Linked DNA regions of Homo sapiens: region 2 is linked to region 1. Evidence: read pairs that join two places in POLR2A ChIA-PET (ENCODE). Cell type or tissue: Panc1. All regions are shown on one strand. Links, peaks and the distances in the headings refer to the core of each region. The heading gives the core; the rest is flanking DNA.

The links. ChIA-PET counts read pairs that join two places held together with the same protein. Peaks named below come from ENCODE experiments on the same cell type or tissue, not always from the same donor. Only the 100,000 strongest peaks of a DNase experiment are listed, where the experiment ranks them.
Region 2: POLR2A ChIA-PET joins it to region 1 with 20 read pairs; 2 of 35 experiments call an interaction of 5 or more read pairs at or near these places.

The regions. Positions count from the first base shown.
Region 1 is chr19:40,638,455-40,653,303 of GRCh38, forward strand. No RefSeq gene overlaps it. Among named protein-coding and RNA genes, the nearest start is that of LTBP4, 45 kb to the left of the region's middle. RefSeq lists enhancers at 9,030-10,011, 13,784-13,833. In Panc1, for the core only: no CTCF peak of the experiment used is centred there; no DNase peak of the experiment used is centred there; H3K4me3 peaks cover 856 bases; H3K27ac peaks cover 300 bases.
Region 2 is chr19:41,179,821-41,194,669 of GRCh38, forward strand. It overlaps CYP2S1 (cytochrome P450 family 2 subfamily S member 1), which reads left to right and starts at 13,399. Exons shown (of 9, transcript NM_030622.8): 1 at 13,399-13,621; 2 at 14,724-14,849. The coding sequence starts at 13,445. LOC124904790 reads right to left here and starts at 13,232. Exons shown (of 3, transcript XM_047439802.1): 1 at 13,160-13,232. The coding sequence starts at 13,232. It also overlaps the pseudogene RN7SL718P. RefSeq lists enhancers at 1,426-2,215, 12,925-13,425, 14,736-14,849 and a silencer at 13,338-13,427. In Panc1, for the core only: no CTCF peak of the experiment used is centred there; no DNase peak of the experiment used is centred there; H3K4me3 peaks cover 1,807 bases; H3K27ac peaks cover 375 bases.

The sequences.
Region 1 (14,849 bases), core at 4,604-12,603:
AAAATAAAAATATTAGGTGGGTGTGGTCTTGTACACCTGTAGTGCCAGCTACACAGGGGGTTGAGGAGGGAGGATCCATTGAGACCAGGAGTTCCAGCCTGCAACGAGCTAGGATCTCACCACTGCACTGCAGGCTGGGCAACAGAGCAAGACCCTGCCTCAAAAAAAAAAAAAAAAAAAAAAGCATGTTAAAATTTCAAAGATTGCTACAAAAAGAAAGAAATGGTGCATAGATTCCAAACTAGTAGAGGGAAAACAAAGAATAAGAAAACATAAGACAAAACTAAACAAAAAATGCAGCCAATTCAAAGAAGCTTAAATGAGCATGAAAAAATAAATAAACGTAGAAAAATGAGGACACTAGAATCACAAAGCAAAATGGTAGAAGTAAATAAAATACATCATTAATCACATACACAAAAAATGTATTCAGGGCCAGGTATGGTGGCTCACACCTGTAATCCCAGCACTTTGTGAGGCTGGGGCAGACGGATCACTTGAGGCAACAAGTTTGAGACTAGCCTGGCCAACATGGTGAAACCCCATCTCTACCAAAAATACAAAAAAAAAAAAAAAAAAAAAGAAGAAGAAGTTATCCAGGCATTGTGGTGCACGCCTGTAATCCCAGCTACTTGGGAGGCTGAGGTAGGAGAATTGCTTGAATCCAGGAAGTGGAGGTTGCAGTGAGCTCAGATTGCACCACTGCACTCCAGCCTGGGTGACAGAGTGAGACTCCCTCTCAAAAACAAACAAAGAAAAAATGTATTCAGAGGCCAAATACTTCTTACCACCTCCATAGCTGCCACCCATATCTTACCCTCCTCCTAGGGTTTGGAGTTCCTACTCCTGGCCCCACAATCTCTCCCCGTCATGCAGATAGAGGGACTCTGGGAATAACCAAGTCAACTCAACTCCCTCTGCTGCTCAAAACTTTCCTGTGGCTCCATCTCACTCAAAGATTATTTTGCTCATTTTTTTTTTGTTTTTTTTTGAGACAGGGTCTCACTCTGTTGCCCAGGCTGGAGTGCAGTGGTGCAAGTCATGACTCACTGCAGCCTAGACTTCCTCGGCTCAAGCCATCCTCCAGGCCTCCAGGGCTACCACAACCCAGCCAATTTTTTGATAGAGACGAGGCCTCCCTTATTGCCCAAGCTGGTCTTGAACTTATGGGCTCAACTTATCTACCCACCTCGGCCTCCCAAAATGCTGGGATTCCAGGCCTGAGCCACTGTGTTCCGCCAATCTCATTCAAAGTAAGAGCCAAAGTCCTCACTGTGGTCCAGCAGACTCTGCACCGTCTGCTTCTTGTTCCCTCTCTGACCTCACCTCCCCTCCACCCCCCACACGCTCCTCTGCAGCAACACGGATCTCCTTGTTGTTTCTCTAAGATCCAGACATGTTCCCATCCCACCCCAGGACCTTGGCACTGGCTGTTCCCTCTGCCTAGGGGACTCTTTCCACTAGGTTCAGTTTCTCTTTTTTTTTTTTTTTGAGACGGAGTTTTTTCACTCTTGTTGCCCAGACTGGAGTGCAGTGGCACGATCTCGGCTCACAGCAAGCTCCTCCTCTCAGGTTCAGGCAATTCTCCTGCCTCAGCCTCCCGAGTAGCTGGGACTACAGGCACCCGCCACCACCCCCAGCTAATTTTTGTATTATTAGTAGAGACGGGGTTTCACCATGTGGCCAGGCTGGTCTCGAACTGCTGATCTCAAGTGATCCATCTACCTCAGTCTCCCAAAGTGCTGGGATTACAGGTGTGAGCCACCGCGCCTGGCCCCCTTGGCTCAGTCCCTCACCACCAGCAGAAGAATGGATAAACTGATCCCACAGTGGCCTGCAATGTGTGTGTGCTGCAATGAGAATAACCTGTAACTGCACACGACAACCAGGATGAATTTTTTTCACGGTGCTGACTGAAAAAAGCCAGATGCTAAAAAGAACATATTTTCAGATTGCATTTACATGAATTCAAAACAGGCACAACCAATCTATGCTGTCAGAAGTGAGGGTGATAATGACCTTGGAGGGAGGGCAGGTGATAAGGGAGCGCCGAGGGGGCTTCTGGGGGGCTGGAGATATTGCTTCTTGGGCTGGTGGCTGGTGACACAGGTGTGTTCAATCGGTGATAATTCCTCCAGCGGTTACACTTACGGTTTGTACTTTCCTGAATATGGGTCTACTTCAAGAAACCACTGCTGAAAACGAGGAGCTGCACCCACCACCCAGTGTCCCCTCCATCCAGTTTAAGCAACAGGACATTCTCAGCCCCCCGGGGTCCCTCCCTCCCAATGCAATGTGCTTTTATGTCTTCAAGGGGCCTGGCCACCACCTTGGTTGCTTCCCCCAGCTTGCTATGCATGTCACCCCACGCATGTTCCAGGCAGCTCCACAGAGGTCCCCAGAGAGAAGGCAGGCTGTGGGTGGGAGGAAGGGCAGGGGTGGGGGACGTGGCTTCCCAGCGGAGCCCGGGCAGGGGGAGGAAACATTTCTGCAACACCCCACACCAAGTCCTGACTTCGGGGGGGCTTTGCAGGGTGAATTCTAAGTGCCCAGGGCCCCATGTGAAGGGGTCAACTGTGTCTCACTCTGTGTCTGTCTCTCTGTCTGTCTCTCTTCCTGTTTCCTCCCTCCCTCCCAGTCTCTCTCTCCTCAAGAAGAAAAAAACTCACAACTATTTACATAACAATTTTATATCAGACTGTAACCCAAAAACCCAAGTTCCAACTTCGAATTTTTCAATAAACTTTGAATAAATAGTAGTGCTATTTTTCTTTCTTTTTTTTTTTAGTACTGTAATGTTTACTTTTAAATTTAATTTTTACTGGCAGACTTTACGTATATGAGGTTCAAGAAAAGAAAATCTCCACTGTTTACATTTCTTTTCTGACTATTAATATTGTTCATTTCATTTCCTGATTATTACTGGCAATAATTTTGTCCTATGGGGAAGGGAGGCGCTTGGCAGGCCTCGAGTTATCCTTTGAGACATGGGGGTCTGTGGTCAGATTTAGAAAGTGCTTGTGGGTGGCTGGGTGGGAGTGGGTCATGGGAGACATAAGGGCAGGCTGGAGTCCAGGGAGGAGGCCGGCCGGGCAGGGACCCAGGCAGCGGAGATGGACAGGGCCATGGAGAATCTGGGAGGCGCAGGCCCTGGGGACTGTGGATTGGGGAAGGAGATAATTTTATTTTATTATATTTTTTTGAGACAGAGTTTCAGTCTGTCTCCAAGACTGTAGTGCAATGGCACGATCTCTGCTCACTGCAACCTCTGCCTCCCGAGTTCAAGGGATTTTCCTGCCTCAGCCTCCCAAGTAGCTGGGATTACAGGCACGCACCCTCACACCCAGCTAATTTTTAATATTTTTGGTAGAGACGGGGTTTCACCATATTGGCCAGGCTGGTCTCATACTCCTGACCTCAAGCGATCCACCTGCCCCGGCCTCCCAAAGTGCTGGGATTACAGGCATGAGCCACGACGTCTGGCCTAATTTTTTGTATTTTTAGGAGAGACAGGGTTTTGCCATGTTGGCCAGGCTAGTCTTGAACTCCTGGCCTCAAGTGATCCGCACACCTCAACCTCCCAAAGTGCTGGGATTACAGGTGTGAGCCACTACGCCCCGCCAAGGGAAGGGGAGAATTTGAGTGCTATTGAAGGTAGAAAACACAGAACATAGGCTGGGTGTGGTGGCTCATATCTCTAATCCCAGCACTTTGGGAGGCCAAAGTGGGAGGCTGGCTTAATCCCAGGAGTTCGAGATCAGCCTGGGCAACATAGTGAGACCCCTGTCTCTACAAAAAATTAAAAATTAGCCAGGCATGGTGGCACCCACCTGTACTCCCAAGGCTACTTAGGAGGCTGAGGTGGGAGGATCGCTGGATCCCAGGAGATCTGAGGTGAGCCGTGATCATGCCACTGCACTCCAGCCTGGGCAGCAGAGTAAGACCCTGTCTCCAAAAATAAAAAATAATTTAAAATAAAGCGCGGAACACTGTCAGGTTGTCTGTGGGGGAGCAGCGGGCAGGCGACCAGGAGGGCTGGCTGCTCTGTGCAGGGCTAGTGCCTGGGTTGGGATGACTCGGCCTCAGAGCTGTAAATAAAGAAGGAAGAGGGCCGGGCGCGGTGGTTCACGCCTGTAATCCCAGCACTTTGGGAGGGCGAGGTGGACTAATCACCTGAGGTCGGGAGTTCGAGACAAGTCTGACCAACATAGAGAAATCCCATCTCTGCTAAAAATACAAAATTAGCCGGGTGTGGTGGCACATGCCTGTAATCCCAGCTACTCGGGAGGCTGAGGCAGGAGAATCGCTTGAACCCGGGAGGCAGAGATCACAGTAAGCCGAGATCACAACACTGCACTCTAGCCTGGGCAGCAAGAACAAAACTCCATCTCGAAAAAAAAAAAAAAAAAGTAGAAGAAAGAAAGAGCTGCCACAGTTGAGAGCTTCCTGGATGCCTTTGTTAACTCTTGGGGTTTTCACATACCCATCTTACAGATGGGGAAGCTGAGGCTCAGAGAGAGGAAGGCCCAAGTGGAAGAGCAAGCCTGGAGCCCAGGTCTCCTCCTGCCTAATCCTGGGCTTTTGCTGGTGGACTCCCGCCCAATCTTGAATAACTTCAGGCCTTAAACAACCTCCCACGATTGCTTTTCCTCCCATTAGAACAATAAATGCAGATACAAAAACCAACTATGCTTGTCTACAAAGCCCAAGAGAATTTTTGAAGTAATAAAACTGTCATGAATGCAGACTGTGGTGATTACATGACTTACGAATTTTTCAAAACTCAGAATCGAGCCAGATGAAATGATCCTGCCTGCAATCCCAGCACTTTGGGAGGCTATGGCAGGAGGATCATTTGAGGCCAGGAGTTCAAGACCAGCCTGGCCAACATGGTGAAACCCCGTCTCTACTAAAAATACAAAAATTAGCTGGGTGTGGAGGCACATGCCTGTAATCCCAGCTATTTCAGCAGCTAAGGCAAGAAAATTGTTTGAACCCGGAGGCTGAGGTTGCAGTGAGAAATGATCGTGCCACTGCACTGTAGACCCTGTCTCAAAAACCAAAACCAAAACCAAAAAAAGAAAAAAAAACCCTTAAGAATCAGGATTATACACGAGCACACGCACACTCACCCATAAATTTTACCATTTGTAGAAAAGAAGAAGAAAATTCAAAACCAAATACAATGAATGTACTTTCTCTGGATTCCAATTCACACCAAACAACTGTAAAAATCTGTTTTTGAGACAATTGGGGAACACAAACTGGCTTTTAGGAGATATTAAGGAATTTCGGTTAATTATGCTAGACTTGATAATGCCATTGTGGTTGGGTAATGCCCACATACCATGCCTTGGCTGGGCGTGGTGACTCACACCTGTAGTCCCAGCATTTTGGGAGGCCCAGATGGGAGGATTGCTTGAGCTCAAGAGTTCGAGACCAACCTAAGCAACATAGTGAGACCTCATCTCTACACAAAATTTTAAAAAACATTAGCCGAGTGTGGTGGGGTGCGCCTGTAATCTCAGCTACTCAGGAGGCTGAGGTGGGAGGAGTACTTAAACCCAGGAGTTTGAGGTTGCAGTGAGCTGAGATTGTGTCACTGCACTCCAGCCTGAGCGACAGAGCAAGACCGTCAAAAAAATAAAGAAAGAAAAGAAAATGTACCCTATTCTTCTCTTCAAGGTGCTCATTGAAGTATTTACAAATGAAACAACATAATACCTCTCACCTGTAATTTTTTAAAATTTTTATTTATTAATTTTTTAGAGATGGGGTCTCATTCTGTTGCTCAGGCTGGAGTGCAGTGGCATGATCACAGCTCACTGTAACCTCAAACTTCTAGGCTCAAGTGATCCGCCCGCCTCAGTCTCCCAAATAGCTGAGATTACAAGCACTGGCCACCATGCTTTGCTAATGTTTTAAAAATTATTTTTGTAGACACAAGACTATATTGCCCAGGCTGGTCTCAGACTCCTGGCCTCAAGTGATCCTCCCAACTTGGCCTCCCAAAGTCCTGGAATTACAGGCCTGAGTCACCGTGCCTGGCCAATTTTTTTTTTTTTTTGAGGTGGAGTCTCGCTCTGTCGCCTAGGCTGGAGTGCTGTGGCCTGATCTCGGCTCACTGCAAGCTCCGCCTCCTGGGTTCACGTCATTCTCCTGCCTCAGCCTCCCGAGTAGCTGAGACTACAGGCCCCCACCACGCCTGGCTAATTTTTTGTATTTTTAGTAGAGACGGGGTTTCACCATGTTAGCCGGGATGGTCTCGATCTCCTGACCTTGTGATCTGCCTGCCTCGGCCTCCCAAAGTGCTGGGATTACAGACGTGAGCCACTGCGTCCTGCCCTGCCTGGCCTATTTTTTATTTTTATGTTTTTTACAGACAGGGCCTCACTATGCTGCCCGGACTCGTCTCAAACTCTGGGCTCAAGCGATCCTTCTGCCTCAGCCTCCTGAGTAGCTGGGACTACAGGGTGTGATTTTTTTTCAAGTATTCAAAAAAATGGGGAGGGGAAAGAAGATGAAATGGCAAAATATTGATGGTTCTTGAACCTGGGTGATGAGTATATGTAAGCTTATTGTCTCTTGACTTTTTGTGTCTGTTTGAAAATTTTCATGATATAAGAGTTTAAAAACTGAAAATAAAATTTATTGAAGGAGAGTTTGGGCCGGGTGCAATGGCTCGCGTTTATAATCCCAGCACTTTGGGAGGCCAAGGCAGGTGGATCACCTGAGGTCAGAAGTTCAAGATCAGCCTGGCCGACATGACAAAACACTGTCTCTACCAAAAATACAAGAATCAGGCTGGGTGCGGTGGCTCATGCCTGTAATCCCAGCAGCACTTTGGGAGGCTGAGGTGGGTGGATCACAAGGTCAGGAGTTCAAGACCAGCCTGGCCAAGATGGTGAAACCCCGTCTCTACTAAAAATACGAAAATTAGCCAGGTGTTGTGGTGGGCGCCTGTAAATTCCAGCAACTTGGGAGGCTGAGGCAGAGAATTGCTTGAACCTGGGAGGCAGAGGTTGCAGCGAGCCGAGATTGCGCCACTGCACTCCAACCTGGGGGACAGGGCGAGACTCCTTCTCAAAAAAAAAAAAAAGAAAAAGAAAAAGAAAAATTAGCCAAGCGTGGTGGCAGGCACCTGTAATCACAGCTACTCGGGAGCTGAGGCATGAGAATCGCTTGAACCCGGGAGACGGAGGTTGCAGTGAGCCGAGATCGTGCCACTGCACTCCAGCCTGGGGTATAGAGCGAGGCTCTATCTCAAAAAAAAAAAAAAAAAAAAAAAAAAAAAAAAAAGGAGAGTTTGGCGTTCATCAAGCAACATTTGGAAACTACAGAGAACTAGCAAGGCAAAGACGCCCCTCCCATCCCTAAGTCCTGTACCACTATGGTTGTTGACATTTTGATATATTTCCTTTCAGCCTTTTCTATTCTCTGTGAGCTTTTTAAATGCGTGTGTTGTGTGTGTGCACGTGTGTGTTTTACATAACTGTGTGAGCAAATTGTTTATACAGCCCTGTTTTTTCCCCTCTTAAAATGTAAGCTGTTCCCCTGTTAAAACATCTTTGGATAAACACAATCTCTAATGTTTGCACTATGTTTATTCAAAAGGGCAGCATTGCCAGAGGTTGAAGCTGTTTCCAATTTCCTCCCATTATAAATAATCCCCTCATGGACCTCCTTGTGTGTCCCAGAGGAGGGATTCTTGGGCCAAAGGGTGCGGACCCTTTGGCAGAGCTCATGGTCAAAAATCTCGGCAGAGTTTCAGCCTGACCCGAAGCTAAGATGACCTCATACGGTTAAAGTGAGATTGGACTGCTATTTATTTCCTGAACGTTTGATTCATGACTCAGGCTTGTCAGGGGATCTTTTTTTTTTTTTTCTTCTGTATGTGCTTGGTTGCAAGAAACAGAAATCCATTCACACTAGCTCACGTCAAAAGGGCAAGAGAATCGCTTGAACGCGGGAGGCGGAGGTTGCAGTGAGCCGAGATCGCGCCACTGCACTCCAGCCCGGGCGACAGTGCGAGACTCCGTCTCAATAACAAACAAACAAACAAAAAAAGGGCGGGGGGTGTTGTATCCTTCAGCAAGTAAAGCTCATATTCAGCTTGGACTAGCTGTCTGCGGAGCATGTTGTTGGGGTATATCTAGGCTATGTTGATTGTTGAAATACTGAATTATTTCCGTATTGGTTGGTAAATCATTCTGTCTCAAGTCGCTCCAATGACGTCCTCCACCAAGGCCACTCTAGCTGCCCTGGTCCCTCTCCCAGGACTTCCCAGACCTCTCCACAATGCAGGAAGTAAAGGGTCAATATCGGGCACAGAAGTGAACCATGCTGCTCGGTCAGTGCCCAAAGTATTGGTTGTGAAATTCATTTTTTCTTTTCTTTTTTTTTTTTTTGGAGACAAATTCTCACTATGGAACTCAAGCGATCCTCCTGCCTTGGCCTCCCAATGTACTGGGATTAAGGTGTGAGCCACTGCACCTGGACTGCTTGTAAAATATTTGATGATTCGCCTAGATGCAAGTACCAGAACAGCTGACTCAAATGGCTTAAATTGTAAGGGGAATCTGTGGCTGGAAAATCCACACTTGTGCTGGCTTCAGCCAAAGTTGACACAATGGCTCAGCCATGTCACCAAGGACTTTCTTTTCTTTCTTTCCTTCTTTCTTTCTTCTTTCTTTTTTTCTTTCTTTTCTCTCTCTTTCTTTCTCTCTCTCTTTTTTTTTTTTTTTTTTGACGTAGTCTGGTTCTGTTGCCCAGGCTGGAGTGCAGTGGCACAATCTTGGCTCACTGCGGCAACCTCCAATTCCCCGGAATTCAAGTGATTCTCCTGCCTTAGCCTCCCGAGTAGCTGGGACTATAGGTATGTGCCACCACGCCCAGCTAATTTTTGTATTTTTATTTTTTTATTTATTATTTTTTTAATCATTCTTGGGTGTTTCTCGCAGAGGGGGATTTGGCAGGGTCACAGGACAATAGTGGAGGGAAGGTCAGCAGATAAACAAGTGAACAAAGGTCTCTGGTTTTCCTAGGCAGAGGACCCTGCGGCCTTCCGCAGTGTTTGTGTCCCTGGGTACTTGAGATTAGGGAGTGGTGATGACTCTTAACGAGCATGCTGCCTTCAAGCATCTGTTTAACAAAGCACATCTTGCACCGCCCTTAATCCATTCAACCCTGAGTGGACACAGCACATGTTTCAGAGAGCACAGGGTTGGGGGCAAGGTCACAGATCAACAGGATCCCAAGGCAGAAGAATTTTTCTTAGTACAGAACAAAATGAAAAGTCTCCCATGTCTACCTCTTCCTACACAGACACAGCAACCATCCGATTTCTCAATCTTTTCTCCACCTTTCCCCATTTTCTATTCCACAAAACTGCCATTGTCATCATGGCCCGTTCTCAATGAGCTGTTGAGTACACCTCCCAGACGGGGTGGTGGCCGGGCAGAGGGGCTCCTCACTTCCCAGTAGGGGCGGCCGGGCAGAGGCGCCCCTCACCTCCCGGACGGGGCGGCTGGCCGGGCGGGGGGCCGACCCCCCCACCTCCCTCCCGGACGGGGCGGCTGGCCGGGCAGAGGGGCTCCTCACTTCCCAGTAGGGGCGGCCGGGCAGAGGCGCCCCTGACCTCCCGGACGGGGCGGCTGGCCGGGCGGGGGGCCGACCCCCCCACCTCCCTCCCGGACGGGGCGGCTGGCCGGGCAGAGGGGCTCCTCACTTCCCAGTAGGGGCGGCCGGGCAGAGGCGCCCCTCACCTCCCGGACGGGGCGGCTGGCCGGGTGGGGGGCTGACCCCCCCACCTCCCTCCCGGACGGGGCGGCTGGCCGGGCGGGGGGCTGACCCCCCCACCTCCCTCCCGGACGGGGCGGCTGGCCGGGTGGGGGGCTGACCCCCACCTCCCTCCCGGACGGGGTGGCTGCCGGGCGGAGACGCTCCTCACTTCCCAGACGGGGTGGCTGCCGGGCAAAGGGGCTCCTCACTTCTCAGACGGTGTGGCTGCCGGGCTGAGGGGCTCCTCACTTCTCAGACGGGGCGGTTGCCAGGCAGAGGGTCTCCTCACTTCTCAGACGGGGTGGCCGGGCAGAGACGCTCCTCACATCCCAGACGGGGCGGCAGGGCAGAGGCGCTCCCCACATCTCAGATGATGGGCGGCCTGGCAGAGATGCTCCTCACTTCCTAGATGGGATGGCGGCCGGGCAGAGATGCTCCTCACTTTCCAGACTGGGCAGCCAGGCAGAGAGGCTCCTCACATCCCAGACGATGGGTGGCCCGGCAGAGACGCTCCTCACTTCCCAGACGGGGTGGCGGCCGGGCAGAGGCTGCAATCTCGGCACTTTGGGGGGCCAAGGCAGGCAGCTGGGAGGTGGAGGTTGTAGCGAGCCGAGATCACGCCACTGCACTCCAGCCTGGGCACCATTGAGCACTGAGTGAACGCAACTCCGTCTGCCATCCCGGCACCTCGGGAGGCCGAGGCTGGCGGATCACTCGCGGTTAGGAGCTGGAGACCAGCCCAGCCAACACAGCGAAACCCCGTCTCCACCAAAAAAATACGAAAACCAGTCAGGCGTGGCGGCGCCTGCAATCCCAGGTACTCGGCAGGCTGAGGCAGGAGAATCAGGCAGGGAGGTTGCAGTGAGCCGAGATGGCAGCAGTACAGTCCAGCTTTGGCTCAGCATCAGAGGGAGACCGTGGAAAGAGAGGGAGAGGGAAACCGTGGGGAGAGGGAGAGGGAGAGCGAGAGCGCATCAGAGTATTTTAACAGCAGAATTGATCAAACAGAAGAAAGAATTAGTGAGTTTGAAGACAGGCTATTTGAAAATACACAGTCAGGCCGGGCCCAGTGGTTCATGCCTATAATCCCAGCATTTTGGGAGGCTGAGGTGGGCGGATCACCTGAGGTCAGGAGTTCAAGACCAGCCTGGCCAACATGGCAAAACCCCGTTTCTAGTACAAGTACAAAAATTAGCCAGGAAATGGTGGCATGTACCTGTAGTCCCAACTACTCAGGAGGCTGAGGCACAAGAATGACTTGAACCCAGGAGGCAGAGGTTGCAATGAGCCGAGTTTGTTCCATTGCACTCCAGCCTGGGTGACAGAGTGAGGCTCTTTAAAAAAAAAAAAAAAAAGTCCAGGCGCAGTGGCTCATGCCTGTAATCCCAGCACTTTGGGAGGCGGAGGCGGGCAAATCACCTGAGATCGGGAGTTCAAGACCAGCGTGACCAACATGGAGAAATCCTGTCTCTACTAAAAATATAAAATTAGCCGGGCGTGGTGGCAAATGCCTGTAATCTCAGCTACTCAGGAGGCTGAGGCAGGAGAATTGCTTGAACCCAGGAGGCAGAGGTTGTGGTGAGCCAAGATGGTGCCATTGCACTCCAGCCTGGGCAACAAGAGTGAAACTCTTGTCTCAAAAAAAAAAAAAAAAAAAAAAAAAGATGAAAGAAAGAAAGAGAAAGACACAGAGACAAAAAAAGAAGAGAAAGAAAAAGAAAGAGGAAGAAAGAAAGAGAGAAAAGAATAAAAAAAAAGAGGAAGAAAGAAAGGAAAGAAAAAAAGAAAAGAGAAAGGAGGGAGGGAAGGAAGGAAGAAAGGAAGGAACGAACAAACACAGTCACAGGAGACAAAAGAGAAAAAGTTTTTTGTATTTTTAATAGAGACCGGGTTTTACCATGTTGGCCAGGCTGGTCTTGAACTCCTGACCTCAAGTGATCTGCCTGCCTTGGCCTCCCAAAGTGCTGGGATTACAAGCGTGAGCCCCCGTGCCCGGCCAGACCCCATTTCTCCCATTTCTTTTTATCTCTCTGCTTTATCTTTTCCAGTGGAAGCTCCCAAGATGACTACCTCCAGCCTCTGGCCACAGGGAACCTTCTTCATATCCCACAAGCAAAGGAGAGCACCTTTGGCTCAGGTTTCCTGCCAAAGTAATGAGGCTAACTCTGATTGGGCCAACAGAGGGCACGTGTTCATGCAAGAGCCAATCACTGTGATCGGAGGGACAGAAGGAAAAACCATAATGGCCAGATTGGCTGAGCCAAGTCACATGTTCCTCAAATAGTAAGGTGAGTGGCTCACACTAGGGCTGCAGGAGCCACACCTGGGTTCAATTTCCATTCCAAACAAATTTCTGTCTTCTCTGCCCTGTTTCCCGTCAGTAACATAGAGATAATGAAGGCACTCATATGGTAGAGTTCCCGTGAGGATTAAATGAGTTAGTTAATGCAAAGCACTGAGAATGGTGCCCATATACAGAAAGCGTTCAAATGTTAGCTTCTGTTATCGTCATTACATGGCCATTCTCACCTCTTAAGGCTGCTTTTCTTTGCAAGCTCCTTATGCTCCACACATTTCCCTCTTTCTAGTTACTATTGCTTGGTAACAAATCACTCCAAAATATGGTGGCCCAAAACAACAACAGTCATCCTATTATTTTTCACTGTGTCTGTGGTCAGAGTTTTGGGAAGGACCCAACTGGGCAGTTCTGACTTGGAATTTCATATGGTTGCAGTCACTTGGCAGCTGAAACTGGAACAGGGAAGCAGCTGGGGGTGGATGGATCTCTCTCTCTCTCTCTTTCTCTTACTCTCTCCCCACTCCATGTTGTCTCAGGGCTTCTCAATGTGGTCTCTCCACGCGAACTGGTTTGGGCTCCCTCACATCATGACAGCCTCTGGGCAGTTGGACTTACATGGCAGCTTCGGCATCCAGTACAAGTGTTTTATGAAAGTAGCAGCCGCGACTGGGTGCGGTTGCTCACGCCTGTAATCCCAACACTTTGGGAGCTTGAGGCAGGTGGATCACCTGAGGTCGGGAGTCCAAGACCAGCCTGGAAAACATGGTGAAATCCCGTCTCTACTAAAAATACAAAAATTAGCTGGGCATGGTAGCACGGGCCTGCGGTCCCAGCTACTCAGGAGGCTGAGGCAGGAGAATCGCTTGAACCTGGGAGGCGGAGGTTGCAGTGAGCCGAGATCACGCCACTGCACTCCAGCCTGGGCGACAGAGTGAGACTCCATCGAAATGAAAGAAAGAAAGAGAAAGAGAGAAAGAGAGAAAGAAAGAAGGAAGGAAAGAAAGAAAGAGAGAGAAAGAAAGAAAGGAGGGAAGGAGGGAGGGAAGGAGGGAAGGAAGGAAGGAAGGAAGGAAAGAAGGAAAGGAAGGGGCCTTATCTCTTCTGATCTAGCCTTGGAATCATGCAGCATTACTTCTGCCACATAGTCTTGGTTACAAGCAAGTCACAAACTGCCTAGATGTAAGGGGAGCTTACACAAATTCCACTTCCCAATGGAAGGGGTATCAAAGTTCTAGAGGAATATATGGGCTGGGAAACATTGTTGCCACCATCTTTGGAAGTTACATCTGGCTTTTACTGGTACTGATTTAAGACCCACCTCTATACAGCCTGTGCCCAATAACATCCACCTGGGCACAGCTCCAACTCCCTGTTCTAAACAGAAATAGTTTATTGAGAAATCTCAATCCCTTGGGATCAAAAACATGACAGTTTCCATTTGTTCTGCAGTGACTGCTCTCTACCTGCTATCTATTGTTTTCCAAGACTATGATCCAAAATCACAGCATCCAAGACTGTGTCTTTTTTATTTATTTATTGTTTTCGAGACAGGGTCTCACTCTGTCGCCCAGACTGTAGTGCAGTGGCGCAATCTCCACTCACCGCAACCTCTGCCTCCCAGGCTCAAGAGATTCTCCTGCCTCAGCCTCCTGCGTAGCTGGGATTACAGGTGCACACCACTACTGCCTGGCTAATTTTTGAATTTTCAGTAGAGACAGGGTTTCACCATGTTGGCCAGGCTGGTCTTGAACTCCTGACCTCAAATGATCCACCCACCTTGGCCTCACAAAGTGCTGGGATTACAGGCATGAGCCACCACAGCTGGCCCCAAGACTGTGTCTTTATTATTATTATTATTTCGAGACAGAGTCTAGCTCTGTCTCCTAGGCTGGAGTGCAGTGGTGCGATCTCAGCTCACTGAAACCTTCACCTTGCCAGTTCAAGCCATTCTCGTGCCTCAGCCTCCGGAGTAGCTGGGATTACAGGCACGCACCACTACACCCGGCTAATTTTCGTATTTTCAGTAGGGACGGGGTTTCCCCATATTGGCCAGGCTGGTCTTGAACTCCTGACCTCAAGTGATCCACCCACCTCGGCCTCCCAAAGGTGGCTCACAGAAGTGAGCCACCACGCCCGGCCTGTCTATTATTTTTATTTTTAAAAATAAATGTATTGTTAATTTCCTTTTTCCTGTTGGATAAAGGCTACAGGGAAACTTAATGACAATTTTGCTAGAGTCTTTAATATTTCTCTCATTTTCATTCATTTAAAAACATAGCCTTCAGGCCAGGCACGGTGGCTCACACCTATAATCCCAGCACTTTGGGAGGCCGAGGCAGGTGGATCACTTGAGGTCAGGAGTTCAAGACCAGCCTGGCCAACATGGTGAAACCCCGTCTCTACTAAAAATACAAAAATTTAAAAATTAGCCGGGCATAGTGGCATGTGCCTGTAGTCCCAGCTACTCAGGAGGCTGAGGCAGGAGAATCACCTGAACCCAGGAGGTGGAGGTTGCAGTGAGCTGAGATCGCACCACTGCACTCCAGCCTGAGCGACAGAGTGAGACTCGGTCTCAAACAAACAAATACACAAAAAAACCCACAAAGTTCATGGGGAGGGAAAGGTGTAGCCTCTCTTGAGAACTTTCCTCTCTCATTTTCCCCCCAAACAGGATGATGCTTCCTTTCTCTTCTCTATCCTTTTCTGGACAGCCTTGGGTCCTCTCAGTAACTTATTTGGGTAAGTGGCTGGTTATAATGGCAGTGACCTC
Region 2 (14,849 bases), core at 6,850-14,849, 540 kb after region 1:
GTGCCCAGGCTGGAGTGCAGTGGCGTGATCTCAGCTCGCTACAACCTCCATCTCCCAGCCGCCTGCCTTGGCCTCCCAAAGTGCCGAGATTGCAGCCTCTGCCCGGCCACCACCCCGTCTGGGAAGTGAGGAGCGTCTCTGCCTGGCCGCCCATCGTCTGGGACGTGAGGAGCCCCTCTGCCTGGCTGCCCAGTCTGGAAAGTGAGGAGCGTCTCTGACCGGCCGCCATCCCATCTAGGAAGTGAGGAGCGCCTCTTCCCGGCAGCCATCCCATCTGGGAAGTGAGGAGCGTCTCTGCCCGGCCGCCCATCGTCTGAGATGTGGGGAGCGCCTCTGCCCCGCCGCCCCGTCTGGGAGGTGAGGAGCGTCTCTGCCCGGCCGCCCCGTCTGAGAAGTGAGGAGACCCTCCGCCCAGCATCCGCCCCATCTGAGAAGTGAGGAGCCCCTCCGCCCGGCAGCCGCCCCGTCTGAGAAGTGAGGAGTCCCTCTGCCCGGCAGCCACCCAGTCTGGGAAGTGAGGAGCGTCTCCGCCCGGCAGCCGCCCCGGCCGGGAGGGAGGTGGGGGGGTCAGCCCCCCGCCCGGCCAGCCGCCCCGTCCGGGAGGGAGGTGGGGGGGTCAGCCCCCCGTCCGGGAGGGAGGTGGGGGCGGTCAGCCCCCCGCCCGGCCAGCCGCCCCATCCGGGAGGGAGGTGGGGGGGTCAGCCCCCCGCCCGGCCAGCCGCCCCGTCCGGGAGGGAGGTGGGGGGTCAGCCCCCCTCCCGGCCAGCCGCCCCGTCCGGGAGGTGAGGGGCGCCTCTGCCCAGCCGCCCCTACTGGGAAGTGAGGAGCCCCTCTGCCTGGCCAGCCACCCCGTCCAGGAGGGAGGTGGGGGAGTCAGCCCCCCACCCGGCCAGCCGCCCCGTCCGGGAGGGAGGTGGGGGGGTCAGCCCCCTGCCCGGCCAGCCGCCCTGTCCAGGAGGGAGGTGGGGGGGTCAGCCCCCCGCCCGGCCAGCCGCCCCGTCTGGGAGGGAGGTGGGGTCAGCCCCCCGCCCGGCCAGCCGCCCCGTCCGGGAGGTGAGGGGCACCTCTGCCCAGCCGCCCCTACTGGGAAGTGAGGAGCCCCTCTGCCTGGCCAGCCACCCCGTCCAGGAGGGAGGTGGGGGAGTCAGCCCCCCACCCGGCCAGCCGCCCCGTCCGGGAGGGAGGTGGGGGGCTCAGCCCCCCGCCCGGCCAGCCGACCCGTCCGGGAGGGAGGTGGGGGGATCAGCACCCCGCCCGGCCAGCCGCCCCGTCCGGGAGGGAGGTGGGGGGGACAGCCCCCGCCCGGCCAGCCAGCCCGTCCGGGAGGGAGGTGGGGGGGTCAGCCCCCCGCCCGGCCAGCCGCCCCGTCCGGGAGGGAGGTGGGGGGGTCAGCCCCCCGCCCGGCCAGACGCCCCGTCCGGGAGGTGAGGGGCGCCTCTGCCCGGCCGCCCCTACTAGGAAGTGAGGAGCCCCTCTCCCAGCCACCACCTCGTCTGGGAGGTGTACCCAACAGCTCATTGAGAACGGGCCGGGATGACAATGGCGGTTTTGTGGAATAGAAAGGGGGGAAAGGTGGGGAAAAGATTGAGAAATCGGATGGTTGCCGGGTCTGTGTAGAAAGAAGTAGACATGGGAGACTTTTCATTTTGTTCTGTACTAAGATAAATTCTTCTGCCTTGGGATCCTGTTGATCGGTGACCTTACCCCCAACCCTGTGCTCTCTGAAACATGTGCTGTGTCCACTCAGGGTTAAATGGATTAAGGGCGGTGCAAGATGTGCTTTGTTAAACAGATGCTTGAAGGCAGCATGCTCGTTAAGAGTCATCACCACTCCTTAATCTCAAGTACCCAGGGACACAAACACTGCGGAAGGCCGCAGGGTCCTCTGCCTAGGAAAACCAGAGACCTTTGTTCACTTGTTTATCTGCCAACCTTCCCTCCACTATTGTCCTATGACCCTGCCAAATCCCCCTCTGCGAGAAACACCCAAGAATGATCAATAAAAAAAAATTAAAAAAAAAAAAAAAAAAAAAAAGAATAAAAAAAATTAGTTGGGCATGGTGGCAGGCGTCTGTAATCGCAGCTACTCAGGAAGCTGAGGCAGGAGAATTGCTTGAACTTGGGAGGCAGAGGTTGCAGTGAGCTGAGATCGTGCCACTGCACTCCAGCCTGGGCAACAGAGGGAGACTCCGTTAAAAAAAAAAAAACAAAAACGAAGAAGTCAAGGCAAAAGTAGAGAGTTTATTTATTTGAGCCAAGCTTGAGGGTTGCAAATCAGAAGTATAGATTCAAATTGCCCTGAATATGCACTCTGATTTAGCAGTACTTGCAAGTTGGATTTATTTTATTTTATTTTATTTTATTTTTTGGTCTGAGACAGGGTCTCACCGTGTCACCCAGGCTGGAGGGTAGCAACAAGATCATAGCTCACCACAGTCTTGAACTCCTGGGATTAAATGATCCTCTTGCCTCAGCCTACCAGTGGATTTTTTTTCTTTTTTGAGACGGAGTCTCACTCTCTTGCCTGGGCTGGAGTGCAATGGCGCGATCTCAGCTGATGCACCTCTGCCTCCCAGTTTCAAGCAATCCTCCTGCCTCAGCCTCCCAAGTAGCTGGGATTGCAGACGTGCACCACCATCCCTGGCTAGTTTTTGAATTTTTATTTTAATCTTTTTTTTTTTTTTTAGTTTTTCTTAGTTTTTGTATTTTTAGTAGAGGCGTGGTTTCTCCATGTCTGCCAGGCTGGTCTCGAACTTCTGACCTCAGGTGATCTGCCCACCATGGCCTCCCACAGTGCTGGGATTACAGGCATGAGCCACTGTGCCCAGCGAACAAGTGGATTTTTAAAGGTAAAAAAAGGGGGACAGGGAGTGGGACTGACACAAGTGGATCGCTTGAGCCCAAGAGTTTAAGACCAGACTGGGCAACATGGCGAAACCTCATCTCTACAAAAAAAAGTACAAAAATTAGGCAGGCATGGTGGTGCATGCCTGTGATTCCACCTACTCAGGAGGCTGAGGTGGGAGAATCACCTGGGCCTGGGAGGTCGAGGCTGCAGTGAGCCATGAACCTGCCACTGCACTCCAGTCTGGGCTATGGGGTGAGACCCTGTCTCAAAAAAACTCAATAACCACCCCCGCTAAAAAAAAAAAAAAAAAAAAATGCTTGTCAGGAATTCTTATTGGTTTACAAAAATAACATAACTCTCAGGAGTTTGAGACCAGCCTGGCCAATAAGGTGCGCGCCACCACGCCCAGCTAATTTTTGTATGTTTAGTGGAGATGGGTTTTCTCCATGTTGGCCAGGCAGGTCTCAAACTCCTGACCTCAGGTGATCTGCCCGCCCCGGCCTCCCAAAGTGCTGGGATTACAGGCATGAGCCACTGCACCCACCCCTTGACTTCTTTCTTTTAGGTCCACAGTACATAGAACATGTCAGGAAAAGAAAGGATGGGGTGAGGTGATGGGGTGAGGATGTAGGATAATGGGACAGGATGAGCAGTGGGATGAGGGGATGGAATGAAGGACTGGATAAGGGATAGGTGGGGGTAAATGAGAGCATGGGGGAGGCAGTGCTCTCCTGATGGTGGGGTGCACGAGTGGATGGATGACAGGATAAATAGGGAAGGGAGGAGGGATAGGATGACGAGACGGCTGTAGAAGCCCAGAGCAGAGAACATTGCTGCTTTGGGGTCGATGATGTAATCACCTCAACTCACTGACACTATTCCCAGCCACGGATGATGCTCACAGAATCTGGGGAAGTCCAAGGCCTGGAAGCAGGACTCATCTTGGACTTCCCCTTCTATCTAGTTCCAGGTGCTGAATGAGGCACCTCTGAAGAAGAGAAAGGAGAGAGACTAAGATAAACAAGACTGAGAGGAAAAAATCAGAGTGGGCAGGCAGAGTGAGCCTGGTAAAGTGGACCACAGAGCAGACAGGCTGTGGCTTAGCCTTGGACAGCAGGTGGGGTTCCAGAGCCATATGCTTGGAGGAGCCTTAGCAAACTAAATCCCCCAGCAGTTTCTTAAACCCATCCATCACACAGCTTGCCAGAACCCTGGGGTTGGCAGCTTCCAGAATGGTTAGGAAAATCCACAGTAGTGGTCAGGCGCGGTGGCTCATGCCTGTAATCCCAGCACTTAGGGAAGCCAAGGCAGGCGGATCACTAGGTCAGGAGATCGAAACCATACTGGTTAACACGGTGAAACCCCGTCTCTACTAAAAATACAAAAAATTAGCTGGGCATGGTGGCATGCGCCTGTAATCCCAGCTACTCGGGAGGCTGGGGCAGGAGAATCACTTGAACCCGGGAGGCAGATATTGCAGTGAGCCGAGATCGCGCCATTGCACTCCACCTGGGCAACAGAGCGAGACTCCGTCTCAAAAAAAAAAAAAGAAAGAAAGAAAAAGAAAATCCACAGTAGGGGGCCAGACACAAAAATGATCACTCCAGCACTGTCCAGCCCAGATCAGAGGGTTTCTGATGGGAAGTAGCTGGGGTCAGGGCAAGGAGTGGTGGAAAAAGTCAGGCTGTTTTCAGCTGAACTATACAAATGGGCATCTCCTGGCCCAGGGTGGGGATTTGGCATTGCAGAAAGGCCAGAATCCACCTGGAATCACTCAGTTACTGTGAAATCTATCTTGGGAACCTAAGAATGTTTGCTTTCTAGACTTGAGAATTTTGGACACTTGATTGCTTTCTGGATGAATTTTAGAGATTTATAAATTGTATTGAAAGTGTTTATTCGACAAGATGTTTATTGAGCATCCACAGTGTGTTAGGCACTGGGGATACAGCAACACACAAAACAGACAGAGAATCGGCCCTTATGGAGAGACCATTTCAGTGGGAAAAGGGAGTATAAAAAAGCAAATCAAGGTCGGGAGCAGTGGCTCCCACCAGTAATCCCAGAACTTTGGGAGGCCGAGGCAGGTGGATCGCTTGAGCCCTGGGCAACATAGCTAAACCCTGTCTCTACAAAAAATTAGCCAGGCATGGAGCGCGTACCTGTAGTCCCAGCTACTCAGGAGGTCGAGGCAGGAGGATCGCTGACATCTGTGAGGCAGAGGCTTCAGTGAGCAGAGATCACACTACTGCACTCCAGCTTAGGCAACAGAGCAAAACTCTGTCTTTAAAAAAAAAAAAAAGTAGGCCGGGCAGGGCCGGGCCCAGTGGCTCATGCCTGTAATACCAGAACTTTGGGAGGCCAAGGTGGGTGGATCACTTGAGTGAGGTCAGAAGTTCAAGACCAGCCTGGCCAACATGGTGAAACCCTGTCTCTACTAAAAATACAAAAATTAGCTAGGCATGGTGTCACATGCCTGTAGTCCCAGCTACTCAGGAAGCTGAGGCAGGAGTATCACTTGAATCCAGGAGGCAGAGGTTGCAGTGAACGGAGATCACACCACTGCACTCCAGCCTGGGCAACAAGTGTGAGACTCCATCTCAAAAAAGAAAGTGAATCAATATATAAAATATAAAAAGACAAAAAATAATACACGTTGGCAATGATGTGGAGGAAAGGAAACATACCCTGTTGGTGAGAATGTAAATTAGTCCAGCCACTATGAGAAACAGTATGGAAATTTCTCAAAAAACTATCATAAGGGCTGGGTGCGGTGGCTCACGCCTGTAATCCCAGCACTTTGGGAGGCCGAGGTGGGTGGATCACAAGGTCAGGAGATCCAGACCATCCTGGCTAACACGGTGAAACCCCGTCTCTACTAAAAATACAAAAAAAAAAAAAAATTAGCTGGCCATGGCGGCGGGCACCTGTAGTCCCAGCTACTCAGAAGGCTGAGGCAGGAGAATGGCGTGAACCCAGGAGGCGAAGCTTGCAGTGAGCCGAGATGGCACCACTGCACTCCAGCATGGGCGACAGAGCAAGACTCCATCTCAAAAAACAAACAAAAAACAATCATATGATCCAGCAATCCCACTACTGGGAATTTATGGAAAGGAAAAGAAATCAGTGTATCAAAGGGATAGCTACACAGCAATGTTTATTACAGCACTATTCACAATAGCAAAGATATGGAATCAACCTAAATGTCCATCAACAGATGAATGGATAAAGAATATGTGGTACATCTACACAATGGAAAACTATTTGGCCGTTAGAAAAAGAATAAAATCCTGTCATTTGCAGCAACATGTGAAACTGTCTGTCCCTACAGGGTTGACAAGAACTGCAAGCCAGGTTCTAGATAGAAATATAATTAAGCATTGGCTGGGCACAGTGGCTCACACCTGTAATCCCAGCACTTTGCGAGGCCGAGGTGGGCAGATCACTTGAGGGCAGGTGTTCGAGACCAGCCTGGCCAACATGGTGAAACCCTGTCTCTACTAAAAATACAAAAAGTAGCTGGGTGTGATGGCAGGTGCCTGTAATCTCAGCTACTTGGGAGGCCTAGGCAGAATTGCTTGAACCCGGGAGGCAGAGGTTGCAGTGAGCCGAGATCATGCCATTGCACTCCCAGCTTGGGTGACAGAGTGAGACTCAAAAAAAAAAAAAAAAAAGAAAAAGAAAGAAAGAAAGAAAATTAAGCATTAATCATGCTGCACTTTGGTCCACTTCCTTGTTGCTGAAAGCCACATAGCTCTAGATGCTGACCATTTGTATCCCCATTGTTCTTATAGACAGCATCGCTGACCTTAGAATCATGATGTTTTTGTTAAGGATCACGTCAGATGTTTTTTGGACCCCCAATTCCAGCCACCAGTTTGAAGACCCCTACAGAGGATGGGGATTGTCAGGCCTCTGAGCCCAAGCTAAGCCATCACATCCCCTGTGACCTGCACGTATACATCTAGATGGCCTGAAGTAACTGAAGAATCACAAAAGAAGTGAAAATGGCCTGTTCCTGCCTTAACTGATGACATTACCTTGTGAAATTCCTTCTCCTGGCTCATCCTGGCTCAAAAGCTCCCCGGCTGAACACCTTGTGACCCCCACCCCTGCCAGCCAGAGAACAACCCCCTTTGACTGTAATTTTCCACTACCTACCCAAATCCTATAAAACGGCCCCACCCCTATCTCCCTTCACTGACTCTTTTTGGACTCAGCCCGCCTGCACCCAGGTGAAATAAACAGCCTTGTTGCTCACACAAAGCCTGTTTGGTGGTCTCTTCACACGGACGCGAGTGAAAGGGATCAGCATGAGACTATAACTTCTTCTTCCACCCTCTGTCCCGTGACTTCACTCTGCACTCTTCAACCAATCAACGATCTCCACCCTTCAGCCCACTCCAAAACCCTTGAACACCCTAGCCCCAAACTCTTAGGGGAGATGGATGTGAGGTTTCCCCCCATCTCCTCATTCAGTGACCCTACAATTAAACCTGCTTCTCTGCTGCAAACCAGTTATAACTGTAGTAGGCTCATTGCCCAGTGCACACAGCAAATCAACAGGAGACACTGGGTTGCAGGAGAGAAGAGGTTTCATCGTAGGGTCGCCAAAAGAGATGAGGAGTTGAAGAATGTAGGGTGAAGTCACGGGACAGGGAGATGAAGAAGCCACATTCTCATGCTGATCCCATTCCCCAGTGGGTAGCCTTCACACTGGTTGCTGGAATTCAAGGTCTGAAAAGCATCTTTTTACATTTTTGTTTATGTATTTATTATTATTATTATTATTATTATTATTATTATTATTATTATTGAGATGGAGTCTCACTCTGTCTCCCAGGTTGGAGTATAGTGGTACAATCTCGGCTCACTGCAACCTCTGCCTCCTGGGTTCAAGCAATTCTCCTGTCTCAGCCTCCTGAGTAGCTGGGATTACAGGTGTGAACCACCTCCCCCCACCACCTCCACTCCGCTAATGTCCTTTGTATTTTTAGTAGAGATAGGGTTTCACCATGTTGACTGGGTTGATCTTGAAGTCCTGACCTCAAGTGACCTACCCACCTCAGCCTCCCAAAGTGTTGGGATTATGGGTGTGAGCCACCGTGCCTGGCCCTGAAAAGCATCTTAAGTGATTCTTTCTTTAACAAAAGCCTTATGACTCTAATATCAGAGATTCTGTCTATAGGAACAATGGGGGTGCACATGGTCAGTATCTAGCTCTACCTGAGTTTTAGCAACAAGGAAATGGACCAAAGTGCAGCCCGAATAACACTTAATTATAAGTATGTTTCTGTCCAGAACCCAGCATGCAATTCTTGTCAGCCCTGTGGGAATGGTTTCACAGTGTCTCGATATACTGACTTGCTGTGTGCATTGGGCAACAAACCTATTACAATTACACATGGATGTAACTGGAGGTCATTACATTAATTGAAATAAGCCAGGCACAGAAAGATAAACAATGCATGTTCTTACTCCCAAGTGGAAGCTAAAAAAGTTGATCACATGGAGGTAGAGAATGGAATGATGGATACTAGAGACTGGGAAAGGCGTATGGGTGGGGTGGGGTGGGGAGAGAGGTTGGTTAATACACCTAGACAGAAGGAATAAGTTCCCTTTTTTTTTGAGACGGAGTCTCACTCTGTTGCCCAGGCTGGAAGGCAGTGGCACAATCTCAGCTCACTGCAACCTCTGCCTCTTGGGTTCAAGCAATCCTCCTGCCTCAGCCTCCAGAGTAGCTGCGATTACAGGCACGTGCCACCATAACCGGCTAATTTTTTTTTTTTTTTCAGACGGAGTCTCACTCTGTCACCCAGGCTGGAGTGCAGTGGCACAATCTCAGCTCACTGCAAGCTCCACCTCCCAGGTTCACGCCATTCTCCTGCCTCAGCCTGCCGAGTAGCTGGGACTATAGACGCCTGACACCACGCCCGGCTAATTTTTTGTATTTTTAGTAGAGATGGGGTTTCACCGCGTTAGCCAGGATGGTCTTGATCTCCTGACCTCGTGATCTGCCCGTCTCGGCCTCCCAAAGTGCTGGGATTACAGGCGTGAGCCACCACGCCCGGCAAGAACTTTTAAGTTTTCTTATCTATAGGATGTTGCAATCATCATCTTTAAACATTAGACATGGAATCTTTATAATAATCTTGCCATATATATATATATATATATATTTTTTTTTTTTTTTTTTTTTTTTTTTTGACACTGAGTCTCACTTTATCGCCCAGGCTGGAGTACAGTGGCACAATCTTGGCTCACTACAACCTCCACCTCCTGGGTTCAAGTGATTCTCCTGCCTCAGCCACCCCAGTGGCTGGGGACTACAGGCGTGCACCACCACATCCAGTTAATTTTTTTTTTTTTTTTGAGACGGAGTCTCGTTCTGTCGCCCAGGCTAGAGTTCAGTGGGGAGATCTCAGCTCACTGAAACCTCCGCCTTGTGGGTTCAAGCAAGCAATTCTCTGCCACAGCCTCCCGACTAGCTGGGATTAGAAGTGCCCACCACCACGTCTGGCTAATTTTTGTATTTTTAGTAGAGACGGGGTTTCATCATCTTGGCCAGACTGGTCTTGAACTCCTGACCCCGTGATCCACCCACCTCGGTCTCCCAAAGTACTGGGATTACAGGCGTGAGCCACTGCGCCTGGCCGGTTAATTTTTATATTTTCAGTAGAGACAGGATTTCACCACGCTGGCTAGGCTGGTCTCAAACTCCTGACCTCAGGTGATCCACCCGCCTTGGCCACTGTGCCTGGTCAACAGTCTTTCTATTTTTATTCTAGGCTGGAGACCTTTGTCTCAAAAACAAAACGAGAATGCTCCCTGGAGTCTGTACTGATCCCTCTTCCCTCCCACCGTAGATTAGTTTTCTCCTTGCATTTAAAAAGACCTTTCTGGCTGGCATCCAGTGAATGAATTGTGGAGGAGGGGGAGAAGGAGAGAGGAAGCAGGTAGCTCAGTGGGGAAGCTACTGCAAAATCCTGGCAAGCAATGACAGTACCTTGAATCAGGGCTGGTGTCAGTTGGATCAGGGTGGTAGGGAAAGGAGGAAATGGATAAATTTGGAATGTATTTGGAGGTAGAGCCAGCAGGATTTGCTGACAAACTGGGTTTAAAGTCAAAGAGAGAAATCAAGGTTAAACCTGACAAATAAAAACAGATGTGGTCTCAGGCGAGTAGAGACATTATGCAGAAAGACTATTGCATCAGGGGGAAAGATGGCTGTAAAAACAATGAACAAGACCAGAATCTGATAACCCAGAAGGATGTGTTGTCTAATGAAACTAATTTTTTCCCCTCCTCCTATTTTTTTTTTGAGACGGAGTTTCACTCTTGTTGCCCAAGCTGGAGTGCAATGGCGCGATCTCGGCTCACTGCAACCTCCGCCTCCCGGATTCAAGCGATTCTCCTGCCTCAGCCTCCCTGAGTAGCTGGGATTACAGGCATGCACCACCACACCTGGCTAATTTTGTATTTTTAGTAGAGACGGGGTTTCACCATGTTGGCCAGGCTGGTCTCAAACTCCTGACCTCAGGTGATCTGCCCACCTCAGCCTCCCAAAGTACTGGGATTGCAGGCATGAGACACCGCGCCCGGCCTCTCCTATATTTTGTTGTCATCAGCAAGTGAAAAGATGGTGATACCTTTTACAGAGGTAAGGAAGGAGGTGAGAGAAAGTATTCCCAGATGGGGTGGGAAGCTGGTACAGCCCACTTTGCAGGAGGTGGGGGAATCGGGAATTCTTTTATATCCATGAAGTTTGAGATGTCTGTTAGCTCTCCCAGGGGTAGAACAGAGGGAGCAGATAGGCTCAAGGTTGGATTTGGAACGTCCTAGAAACCTTCCAGAACAAGGCAAAGGAGGAACTGAGAACTGGCATTTACTTCATAGCAAGAGCGTATGAGCCTCCCCACCCCTCCTCCTTTGGCTTCAGGGCACCCCTGGAATGTTAGAGGCTAGAATCAATGCTAAAGAAGACCACAGTCAAGGATTCCCCAGACTCCAGGGAGCACTCTGGCTATGCTCTTGAGAGAAAGGGCTCTGGACTAGAATACAAATTGCAAGATTGCAGGCCGGGGGCAGTGGCTCATGCCTGTAATCCCAGCACTGTGGGAGGCCGAGGTGGGTAAATTGCCTGAGGTCAGGAGGTCGAGACCAGCCTGGCCAACATGGTGAAACCCCAACTCTACTAAAAATACAAAAGTTAGCTGGGAGTGGTGGTGGGCGCTTGTAATCCCAGCTACTCAGGAGGCTGAGGCAGGAGAATCACATGAACCCAGGAGGCAGAGATTGCAGTGAGCCAAGATCGTGCCACTGCACTCCAGCCTGGGCAACAGAGCGAGACCCTGTCTCAAAAAAAGATTGTGAAAATTCTAAGAATCTAATTTTTTTTTTTTTTTTTTTTTTTTTGAGACGGAGTCTCGCTCTGTCGCCCAGGCTGGAGTGCAGTGGCGGGATCTCGGCTCACTGCAAGCTCCGCCTCCCGGGTTCACGCCATTCTCCTGCCTCAGCCTCCCAAGTAGCTGGGACTACAGGCGCCCGCCACTACGCCCGGCTAATTTTTTGTATTTTTAGTAGAGACGGGGTTTCACCATTTTAGCCAGGATGGTCTCGATCTCCTGACCTCGTGATCCGCCCGCCTCAGCCTCCCAAAGAATCTAATATTTTAAAACTCCAGCATATGCAACTCAAAGCTCATCTAATTATACACTTAAGAGTTATGTATTTCATTGTATATAAGATACCTTGAGGAACAAAAAGTATCTGTAAACAAATACTGAGCTCTAGCTACTGATATGCATGCTGATGTATTTGGGAGTGAAGTGTACTGGTATCTGCAACTGACTTTGAAATGCTTAAAAAAAAATCAATGGATAGGCAAAATGAACAGATATGTAATGAAAAAAGGGCCAGGCACAGTGGCTCATGCCTGTAATCCCAGCACTTTGGGAGGCTGAGGTGAGAAGATCACCTGAGGTCAGGAGTTTGAGACCAGCCTGGTCAACATGGCAAAAACCCCGTCTCTACTAAAAATACAAAAAATAGCCAGGCATGGTGGTGCACGCCTGTAATCGCAGCTACTTGAGAGGCTGAAGCAGGAGAATTGCTTGAACCCGGGAGGCAGAGGTTGCAATGAGCCAAGACTGTATGCTATTGCACTCCACTCTGGGCAACAGAGTGAGACTCTATCTCAAACAAAAAAAGAATAGATAGGTAACAAAGAAAGGATAATAAAATGGTGGAATCTGATGGGTATACAGGTGTTCACTGTATGTTTGAAATTTTAATATTTTTATAATAAAATACGAAATCAAAATGCAAAGCAAACAAAGTAACTGCCCTGCTGAAAACCCCTCCAGACAGCTTCCGTTTGCAATAGAAATAAAATGCAGTCTTTTCCAAGACCTTGCAAGATGGCCCCTGCAGACTTCATGAATCTTATCTCCTACATTCAATCTTTGAAAATATAACAAATATTTATTGAGTGCCTACTGTGTGTCAGGCACTGCACTATATGTTGGGGATACAGCAGTGAACCAAACCTACAATAATTCATGCACAAATGGTTCTAACATTCTTCCTTCTCAAGAAGCCCATTCCCCTGGCAGGCCTTCTCACTTCCTGAAATTGTTTTCATCTCATCTTCATCTGCATGTGGATATGAGCTCAGGAAGGCCAGAGCCCTTCTCTCCATCGCTCATAGCTGCACCCTCGGGTCTAGAACAAGGTCTTGTTTATAGTAAGACCTCAATAACAGTTAGTTGCAGAAATATTAGCTAACATCTATTTAGTGCTTGTTACATGTGCACCTGCGTCTGCTTTAAATGGTGTGCACAGATGTACTATTTAATCCTGAAAACTAGCCCCATTTTACAAGGCTAACAGAGGCACAGAGGAATTAGGCTGTGAATTCAAGCAGTCTGGCTTCAGCCATCACGGTCCTAACCGCTCTGCAAACTGCCTCTAAACGAATGAATGAATGACTCAATCATTCTAACTGGCCCAAGTCAAAATATTAACTCTGCCACTCAGCCAAGTTGACCTGGGGCCAACCGATTTATCTCCCTGGACTTCAGATTGTTTATCCTTAAAGGTCAAGTCCTTCCTCTCAGTTCGTGAAGATGTAAGATGCTGGAGAAAATTGACTCAAAGACACCCCATACACGCACGCACACAGGAACCCACATCCGAACAATGAGCGAGGTAGGAGCTGGGGAGAGTGGCGCGGGGTCACCGCCAGATGCGGGGTGTGGCAACCTCCAGGCGGCCAAAGTCTCTGACTTCCAGGTTCTTCTGTTTGCTTACTCCCTATCCGGGGGCCCAAGGCGCTGTCTCCGCCGCCCAAGCCCCGCGTAAACCTGGGTGACCTCGGAGACATCCGTTGGAGCATGAGTTCCCGACATCAGGCGGCGGCGGTGGTCCGGGAGAAACCCGGCGGCGGGGAGATAAGCCTGCCCAGGAGGCAGGGGGCTGGGCTAGCTGCCCCGCCCCGCGCCTGACTTCGTTGGGGAGGGAGACGCCCGGCTCCCGCCCCTAACTAGCCCAGCCGCGCGGAGCGCCTGGGAGAGGAGAAGGAGCCGACCTGCCGAGATGGAGGCGACCGGCACCTGGGCGCTGCTGCTGGCGCTGGCGCTGCTCCTGCTGCTGACGCTGGCGCTGTCCGGGACCAGGGCCCGAGGCCACCTGCCCCCCGGGCCCACGCCGCTACCACTGCTGGGAAACCTCCTGCAGCTACGGCCCGGGGCGCTGTATTCAGGGCTCATGCGGGTAAGGGGCTCTGGGGACGTCCTGGCTAGGGGTGGGAGGATTCCTGGGAGAGAAACCCGAGTGCCAGGGTGAGGGGCTTTTCGGGTATCCTAGGGAGGAGGCAGGGGCAGGGGTCCCAAGGCAAAGGGGCTGCTGCTGTCCTGGGGTTGGGGGCAGGAGCAGGTTGTCCAGGGCTGAGAAGGGGAGAGGTGCCCGGGAGAGAGGATCGTGGGGTGGGGGACCAGGGCTAGGAGGGGCAGAGACCTCTGCCTACAGAATCCTGGGAAGGTGATGGGCAGGGACCGAGGCTGAAAGAGACAGGAGTCCTCCAGCCGAGGAGAAGCTGATGCAGCTGGGCTTGTCCCAGAGGGAGAGGTAGCTGGAGCCATACAGGTGGGGCATGCTGAAGAGGGCACAAAGAAGAAAAGGGGGAGGCGTCCCTGCGGGGAGTTGGAGGCAGAGAAGAGGCTGGAGGGTTGCAGGCTCAGAGAGGGGGTCCCGCTGAAGGAATCTGCCAGCAGAGAATGCAGGATGGGAGGATGGGTGGAGCTCAGTTGGGAGTTCCTGGGACTGGGGAGGAAGGAGAGCAAGAAAGAAGGCAGAGGCAGCCCCAGCCTTAGGGGATAGCAGGTGGGAGTGGGCAGAGGCCTGAAGTTTCCCATTCAAAAGGATTCTGGGTGACTTCAAGGACGTAGAAAAAAGGGTGGGGTCTTGGGGGAGAGATGGGGCGGATACTCAGCAGTGTCTGCTCCAGAATTTCAGGGTTTTGTGGTGACTGAAAGGGGTGGCTGGATATTTGGGGGGCAGGGAGGGCCCTAAGGAATTAAGGGAGACCCAAACTGCTTCTGGATTGCCCAGCGTCAGAGGTTAGGGTTCAGCAGGAAGCAAGGGAACGACAGGAAGTTGGGGGATGCCACTGAAGGATGTACTGGGGGAGGAGGCCCGGGAGCCTAGTGCAAAAAGAGAACTGAGCCTCAGCTATTTCTGCTGGGATGGGGGCAGGTTCCTGGTAGAGGGCGTAGAAGCTAGACCCGGTGGCTCCTCAAGTGACAGGGGCCATGATGGAGACACCTTGGATCGAAGAGGTCACAGCACCCTCCTCTTTCTTCCTCCCTACCCCCAGCTGAGTAAGAAGTACGGACCGGTGTTCACCATCTACCTGGGACCCTGGCGGCCTGTGGTGGTCCTGGTTGGGCAGGAGGCTGTGCGGGAGGCCCTGGGAGGTCAGGCTGAGGAGTTCAGCGGCCGG